Regions from separate parts of the Homo sapiens genome. Here regions 1 and 3 are each linked to region 2. The links are chromatin contacts, found by Hi-C or POLR2A ChIA-PET in ENCODE. All regions are on one chromosome and are shown on one strand. Each heading gives the region's core, a stretch centred on a gene start or an enhancer-like site at or near the end of the contact. The rest is flanking DNA. Distances are from core to core; before and after follow the strand shown. Region 1 holds the start of SERPINB1 (serpin family B member 1). Region 2 has its middle 14 kb from the start of LINC02525. Region 3 has its middle 31 kb from the start of SERPINB6.

Region 1 (2,700 bases), core at 178-2,677, 370 kb after region 2:
CTCTGCAGGTGCACAGAGTGCATGAACTGTGGAGACACAGCCACCTCCACCTAGATTTTGAAGGATGTGTTGGGGACCCTGGGGGCCCAGTCTGAGAATTGTCACTGAGGTGAGGCTGCTGCAGAAAACCCTCACTAGGGCAATGTTTAGTGGAGCAGTGGGATTGGGGCCACTGCAGAGAGCCCCAAATAGAGTAATATCTAGTGGAGCTGTGGGAACAGGGCTGTCCCTGAGAACCCAGAACTGTCCAGCCACCAGCATGCAAGTCTATCCTGGGAGAGCCTAGACCTCAACCTGTGAGAGCTGCTGCATGGGTTGCACCTGGCAAATCCATGGGAGTGGATCCCCTGGACACTAGGGGACCCAGTCTCCACCCCCCTGTGCTCGGAATGGGGGACACAGCATCAAAGAAGATTATTCTGAAGCCCCAAGATTTAATGCTGTTTGCCTTGTTGGGTTTGGACTTACTTGGGACCAGATACTCCTTTCTTCTTGCCTGCTTCTCCCTTTGGGAATGGGAATGTACGTCCTATGCCTGTCTCATCACTGTATTTTGAAGGCCTGTAACCTATTTGATTTCACGGGCTCATAGCTGGAGGGGAATTTCACTTAGGATGAATTGTACTTTGAATCTTATGCCTTTCTAATTTAGAAGATATTTAGGTGAGACTTTGGACTTACATTTTAAAGTTGATACTGGAACTTTGGAGGCCACTGGGATACAATGCATGCATTTTGCATGTGAGAGGGGTATGAATTTGGAGGGCAGGGGCAGAATGCTATGCTTTGAATGTCTGTGTTCCCTGCAAAATTCATGCTGAAACAATCCTCAATGCAATACTAACAGGTGGTGCCTTTAGGAGGTGACTGGATTATGAGGGCACCTTCCTCATGAATGGGATTGGCCCCTTATACGAGAGACTTCACATGAGATTTGGCCCCTTTTGCCCTTCCACTTTCCACCATTGAGGACGCAGCAGCAAGCTGTCATCTTGGAAACAGAGAGCAGGTGTTTGGAACTGGTTCTGTTTCATCTGATTCTGGGGGCCCCTCTTTTTCCCTGTGCAAGATCCCCAAATTTGCTTCCTTCTCTCAAAGAAAGCTCCCAATATAGATGGGACTCAAAGGGAGTCATTTGCCCTCTAAGAGGTGTCACAATATGTCGTCTCAGTCATTCACACCTTAGTAAGAAAAAGCTTTTCAGGTCCTTGCCAGAGATTCGGGGAAAGGCTTTGAACTGAGAAAGAAGCCGCGCCCCTGAGGAGGGCGCTGCCCGGAAGCCACGCTCACTTCTGCTTGCACTTAGGCGACCTCGGGAGCTCGGACTCCTACGCAGTCACCGGGAAGGGCCGCCGCCCCGCCCGCGGCTGCTGGCCCGGGTGACGCTTCCGCCTGCTATAAGAGCAGCGGCCCTCGGTGCCTCCTTCCTGACCTCGCACCCAGCTCGGAGCCCGGAGCGTGCCTCGGCGGCCTGTCGGGTAAGGCCGGGCCTCGGAGCGGTGGCGCGGGGGCGGGCGCGGGGAGAGGCCAGGCTCCCTCGCTCAGCTTCCAGCCCGGCACCCCCCACCCCCCAGGCTCAGGCCCCTCAGACCCGCAGCTCCCTGCGCTCGCCCTCCCCGCCAGCTTCGCGCCCCCATCCCTTCCGGGCGCCCCGACGGAGACAGACGACCTCTGATCCCCCGCCCCCGCCTGGGTACAGGCCGGGCCAGCCCGCGAGGGAGGGAGGGAGGGAGGACGACAGATGCAGGCGGAAGGCAAGACTGAAACCTGAGATCAGAATGTTGTCCCTTCTCCCTGAATTCCCTTCCTCCCAGAGCTGTTTGTGACGGTTTCCAGGCAGCCCAGGGCCAGGCCGCGGCTCCTATCTGCAGCTGCAGGGAGAGAGAGGAGGAACCCCGTGCGATTCTAGAGACGATTTCACAACAAGGAGAAATCAGCTTTGTGCTTACATGCCGAGCAGCCAGCACGGTTCTTCTTTGCCTGTCCTCGGGGGAAATCAGGGCTCTGAGAGTGGAGATCGAGATGGGCTAGTGGGTGGCGGATGGGACGCTGCACGGCCAGACCCTGGACTGTGGTGGGTTTCCAAACTGGCACATCCTACACCGGCTCTGAGACTGTGGGCACTGGACCTCATACCTTTTGAACCTCAAAAATAAGGAAGAATTATATTATTATAATAATTACAGTGATACCTTTGCTGGAGTTTTAATGCATAGTAGGTAGCTGAGTCTCTGATAGAAGGCTCTTAGTTCAGGTGAAGGTAGGCAATGGATTCATTGCCCAATGAATCAGAGACTTGAATCAAAGGCTCAGAAGCACGTGCGCTCCCACACATAGGTTGGGAAGACCCAGGGCTGGGTGGGCCCTCCCACCCCACTAAAGCTGGGGTAGCTGGGGCCTGCCTTACCCCCGCCCCACCCCCAGACTCACCTGTCTGCAAGGTCAGAGCCCTTTAGGGCACCCTGGGTGCCCTAAAATCCCCTATAACTGCTGAGTCCTTGGCCAGAATGGTCCCACATTTGTGGGCCTGGGAAAGTGTTCTTGCCCTGCTGGAATAAAAAAGCGGGGAGAAAGTACAAGATCCAGGATGCCTCAGGGCGGTTGGCAGAAATTGAGGAAGCTTCTGGAGAAATAGTGCTGCCTAATCTGCTGGCGTGGGCAGTGGGCACCATGAGGACCCTGTTCTGTGTTGCAGTTTTC
Region 2 (2,700 bases), core at 94-2,593:
GCACTGTCTGGGTTGGGTGCAAGCAGGGGGTCTCAGTCGTGAGACCACAGCGGACCTGGGGTGAAGGCGCTTCTGGGCATGGGCCTCCTCCTTTCTCTCATTCCTGGACATAGCCCAAGGATGGACCTCGGCCTTCGGGTCCTGTATTGCTCCCTCAGTTATCTCTGGGCCACCGGTGATGGAGACACTTCCTCATGTAGACATTCAGCATTGTCTTTGGGGTGTTCCATCACCTTCAGTAGATCCTGGGGGTCTCTGTGGCCCTGGTCTGGGGCTCCTCACTGGCCTCATCCCGCTTCTCCTGATCCTGCTCAGGTTTCCTCGGGCAGAGCTGCTTGCCTGTGACAGTTCCAGCCTTCACTGAACTCCTCTGTCTGCCCCAGCAGCAGGGGCTACAGCCTGAGCCTGATTATGCTGGAGGTTATAGGGACTCAGTGGGCCACATCAGCTCCTGGGAACACATGCACCCCCAGCAGCACAGCCCTAACCTCATTAACTTATCTTAGAACCACTCATAAGTCTCTAGTTCCTCTGAGTGGTTTCTTTAGCTTATAGCTCATGCTCCCAGCAATAAACAAAAAGAGCTCGTTTGCTAAAGGTTCTGTGTGATTCTTGGAGCATCAAGCAGCTCTGCCCCCGGGGCCCAAATGATAAGCAGGCGTCACTCCACTCACATGCCCTGTGACTTGGCAAGCTCCTTAACCTCTCTGGGCTTTAGTTTCTTTATCTGTGAAATAGAAATTTCATCTGTGAAATAGTAACGATCATTATGATTCATAAGGTTAAATCCAAAAGAGTACCTAGAACAGTGCCTGGTGTATAGCAGTTCTTGACATTGTTGGTTATCATCGTTGTCATTGCTGAAGCCATTCAAGGCAGTGCAGAAGAATTCTCACCTCTTAGACAGAGTGCCCCGTAAAGCAAGCACCCTTGGGAGCCGTGGCTGGTGCCCAGGTCAGAGAGCAGGAAAGTGGGAATTCCATGTGGTAACTGAGTGAGGGGGAGTCATGAGTCACACTCTGGGGACTCTCCAAAGTACTAGGTTGAATCATATGAAATTGCTGGGGCTTTTGGAGAAAACCATAGGTTTCTATTAGTGTGGCCCCACTTGCAGTCTCAAGCAGAGGAGACTGGGAAAATACGGATTTCTCAGGTCTCCCACTCTTCCTACTTCTTCCGGGTTCTCCTGATGATTCATCTGCAGGGCGGAGCTTCTGAGTCTACACCCGGCTCCTCTAACCCTCAAGTGCCTACTCATCACCTGGGGATCTAGTTAAATGCAGATTCTGGCTTAGTTGGTCTAGGGCGGGGCCAGAGATTCTACATTTCCACCAAGTTCCCAGCTGATGCCGCTGCTGCCTGATCGTGCTGCGAGGAGCAGAGCTCTAGCATGTCGTCAGCAGGCCTTTGACTCATCCTAGCTCCAGAGATCCCAGAAGTCGCCCTTTCCCTTGCAGCCCCGGTAAATTAAAAACAGAATGAAACAAAGCTGCAGCAGGGCAGCAGCATCTGTGTCAAATTCCCCCACCCCACCTGTCTGGAGAGTTTCATAGGTGACACTTTTCGCTGCAGGCCCATTAAGCCTATTAAAAGGGATCTTTTTCCCTTTCCTTTCTTCACTGACCATTTGTTCAACAGATATTTACTGAGCACCCACCATTGACAGATACTACACTAAGAAGAGAGATTCCAATCTATGCTTTGTACTGCAGCCAGGGTGATTATCAGAATTGAAAACCTGATCCTGTTATTTCACTTCTTAAACTCTCATTTCCCTGAAGTATAAAGTGCAAGTGTCCTAATACAATGCTGAATACCCTCTGAAAGCAGACTTCTACCCTGATTGACAGTCACCCTACCTCTAGCCCTACCCAGTACCTGAAAGCTTCCCCTGCTCCCTGCTGACCAGCCCCCAAGCTTGGGCTCCTGCTCTCTCTCTCTCTCTCTCTCTCTCTCTACCTCACTCTTCCGAGCCTGCCCTTGCCACCTCATCCATCACTCATCCTTTTCAAGATAAAGCTCCCCACCACGCCGTTCAGGGAGTCTTCTCGGAACCGAGGTGGATTTCCTAAGCCCCCTTGGTTCTGACAACTTTACATAGAAATTCTGTCAGTTCCTTTCTCCACAAAACTTTAAGTTTCTCAGACATAGAGAAATGTCTCAGTCATTTCCCCATCAGCCAGTTTTGGCGGAGCTGCATTTCGGTCTAAGCGCTATGCTGCCTGGTAGGAATTCCTTCTTGCCTGCAAGTTTTCCCGTCTCAGAGGTTCATGGCCCCGACCTGCTTCCAGTCATTAGTGTTGGCTCCCAAGCAGCTGGCAAAGGGCTGGGTCACAGATTGCTGAGGGATGGAAAAGGATCCAGGGCAAATGTGCGTCATCCGTGGTATGCAATGTTTTACAGCTCAGCTATGGAGACAGAATCAGTAACAGCCCATCAGGAAAGGGTGAGGAGAATACCAAGGAAGCAAGAGAAGGACAGGAGGAAGGGTCACTGATGTCTCCCGAGAACCACGGTACCCTTAGAAATGCAGTGTGCTGGGGAACCTTAGATACACTCCCACCCTGAAATTCTCTCAACTGTGGATATAATGAGATGAAAAGGGAATCCAAACTCTTTGCAGCTTCTAAAACGAGTCCCATCTTGCTTCGCCTAATGTTTGGAAGGGCTAATCTTCCCTAATTTGGCAGCTGTTGCAAC
Region 3 (2,700 bases), core at 29-2,528, 270 kb after region 2:
GCTCTCTGAAGCCTGCTCGCTTCATCTGCAGAATAAGACCCTTGGTCTCCACAACACCTTATCTTAACCCACACACTCCCTTCTATTGATTTCAGGTCTTTAGATGAACTTTCAACCAGAAAATCTTGGAATCCACCTGCGACCCAGAAGCTCCCCCCTGACCACCACCACCTTGGGCACGTGTTCTCAGGATCTCCAGGGGCTGTGTCAGAGGCCACGGTCACTCACATTTGGCTCAGAACAAATCTCTTCAAATACTTTACAGAGTTTGACAGTATTTCAATTTTATTGCATATATTATATTGCATATGAGTTTAACTCATATTTTGAGTTTTTAATCTCTTACTGTACCTAATTTATAAACTTTATTATATGTATAGAAAAAAACAGTATATATAGGATTCAGTACTATCCATAGTTTCAGGCATCCACTGGAGATCTCTGAACATATCCCTTGCAGGTAAGGGGGGAAGCTGCTGTGTACTTCTATATGTGTCGCATGTGAAGCGTGGCCAAAATGGGAAATCTGAAAATGAAGGGGGAAAATGAACATAATTAGGGCTTTGTTTACTTTCAGAAATGGGGTGTTATGTTGCCCAGGCTGGCCTCAAATTCCTGGACTCCAGCAATCTACCCCACCTCAGCCTCCCACGCAGCTGGGATTACTGGCATGTACCCCCACACCCAACATGGGTGGCTTATATCTTTTTAAGTTTACTTATTGTAAGTCATGTTGGCTACAATTAAAAATATATATTATATACTTGAAAATGAGTAAGATTCAAAATGTTCTTGTAAACTGTGTGTCTTCCCCTATCTGAAGGAATTTGGGAGGAGCAACCTTGCAAGAACCTTGGTCTTTTTACACCCAGAAATTGGTTTTTGGTTTCACTGACTTCAAGAATAAAACCGCAAACCCTCAGTGAATACTATAGCTCTTAAGGCGGCGCGCCTGGAGTTGTTCGTTCACTCTCACTGGGCTCGTCGTCTCACCCACTATAGAAATGAAATTGCAACTTTCGCAGTGAGTGTTCCGTTCCTCCTAATGGGCTCGTCGTCTCACCCACTTCAGAAATGAAGTTGCAACTTTCACAGAGTCGTCTCACCTACTTCAGAAATGAAGTTGCAACTTTCACAGATGAGTGTTTCGTTCCTCCTGCCGGGCTCGTCATCTCACCCACTTCAGAAATAAAGTGACAATTTTCGCAGTGAGCGCTACAGCTCATAAAGGCAACGCAGACGCCAAATGCAAACGAACAAACCTTATCACAGCACAGAAAACCCCAACGGGTTACCACTACAAGCTCCGGCAGCCTGCTTTTATTCTTTTATCTGGCCCCACCCACATCCTGCTGATTGGTAGAACCAAGTGGTCTGTTTTGACAGGGCGCTGATTGGTGCGTTTACAATCCCTGAGCTAGACATAAAGGTTCTCCAAGGCCCCACCAGAGTAGCTAGATATAGAGTGTCAATTGGTGCATTCACTAAACCTTGAGCTAGATGCAGGATGCTGATTGGTGTGTTTACAAACCTTGAGCTAGATACAGAGTGCCGATTGGTGTATTTACAATCGCTGGGCCAGACACAAATGTTCTCCATGGTCCCCACCAGACTCAGGAGCCCAGCTGGCTTCACCCAGTGGATCCTGTACTGGGGCTGCAGGTGGAGCTGCCTGCCACTCCCACGCCATGCGCCCACACTCTTCAGCCCTTGGGTGGTCGATGGGACTGGGAGCCATGGAGTAGGGGGTGGTGTTCATCAGGGAGGCTCGGGCATGGCGGGCTGCAGGTCCCAAGTCCTGCCCCGCGGGAAGGCAGCTAAGGCCCAGTGAGAAATAGGGCGCAGCGCTGGTGGGCTGGCACTATGGGGGAACCCAGTACACCCTCTGCAGCCACTGGCCCGGGTGCTAAACCCCTCATTGCCCGAGGCCGGCATGGCCGGCCGGCTGCTCCGAGTGCGGGGCCCGCCAAGCCCACGCCCACCCGGAACTCCAGCTGGCCCGCAAGCGCCGCGCACAGCCCCAGTTCCCGCTGGCGCCTCTCTCTGCACACCTCCCTGCAAGCTGAGGAAGCCGGCTCCGGCCTTGCGTGGCCAGCCCAGAAACGGACTCCAACAGTGCAGCGGCGGGCTGAAGGGCTCCTCAAGTGCCGCCAAAGTGGGAGCCCAGGCAGAGGAGGCACCCAGAGCGACCGAGGGCTGTGAGGACTGCCAGCATGCTGTCACTTCTCACTTTGTACTTTTAAAAGGAAAGAATTCAAATGAGAGACAGGCAAGGGAACATTTATTTTAAGCAATGTGAAAGTTCATTGGAGAAAGTAGGCTTGGAAGAGGGTCAAGCAGGAGACTTCAAAAATCAAGTGCTGCTTCCGCTTTGATTTTTTTTTTTTTTTGGACGGAGTCTCGCTCTATTGCCCAGGCTGGAGTGCAGTGGTACAATCTCAGCTGACTGCAACCTTTGTCTCCAGGGTTCAAGCGATTCTCCTGCCTCAGCCTCCCGAGTAGCTGGGACTACAGGTGCTTGCCACCACGCCTGGCTGATTTTTTGTATTTTTAGTAGAGACAGGGTTTCACCATGTAAACCAGGATGGTCTTGATCTCCTGACTTCATGATCCACCTGCCTCAGCCTCCCAAAGTGCTGGAACTACAGGCGTGAGCCACCACCCCAGGCCTGCTTACAGTTTTTATACCCCTTACTCTTT

What was found. Hi-C counts contacts between places; a loop is a spot of excess contacts on that map. ChIA-PET counts read pairs that join two places held with the same protein, here RNA polymerase II (POLR2A). Pooled maps may share reads with other maps.
Region 1: a loop to region 2 is called in a pooled map, with 7 times the contacts of the local background. The contact joins the promoter of SERPINB1 here to the enhancer-like site in region 2. A Hi-C loop is called at or near these places in 3 of 37 single-sample maps with no recorded cell type and 7 of 50 pooled maps.
Region 3: a loop to region 2 is called in a pooled map, with 19 times the contacts of the local background. The contact joins two enhancer-like sites. A Hi-C loop is called at or near these places in 1 of 37 single-sample maps with no recorded cell type and 10 of 50 pooled maps. POLR2A ChIA-PET finds 5 or more read pairs at or near these places in 1 of 52 experiments (activated T-cell).

What each region holds. Positions count from the first base shown.
Region 1 is chr6:2,840,590-2,843,289 of GRCh38, reverse strand. It overlaps SERPINB1 (serpin family B member 1), which reads left to right and starts at 1,427. Exons shown (of 7, transcript NM_030666.4): 1 at 1,427-1,478; 2 at 2,696-2,700. RefSeq lists a silencer at 1,483-1,532.
Region 2 is chr6:3,207,939-3,210,638 of GRCh38, reverse strand. No RefSeq gene overlaps it. Among named protein-coding and RNA genes, the nearest start is that of LINC02525, 14 kb to the right of the region's middle. RefSeq lists enhancers at 1,060-1,149, 1,150-1,444, 392-1,591. Within about 2 kb of position 1,343, at least 7 of the 41 ENCODE cell types and tissues checked have a DNase peak (open chromatin) inside an H3K27ac peak, as active enhancers do.
Region 3 is chr6:2,938,974-2,941,673 of GRCh38, reverse strand. No RefSeq gene overlaps it. Among named protein-coding and RNA genes, the nearest start is that of SERPINB6, 31 kb to the left of the region's middle. Within about 2 kb of position 1,278, at least 9 of the 41 ENCODE cell types and tissues checked have a DNase peak (open chromatin) inside an H3K27ac peak, as active enhancers do.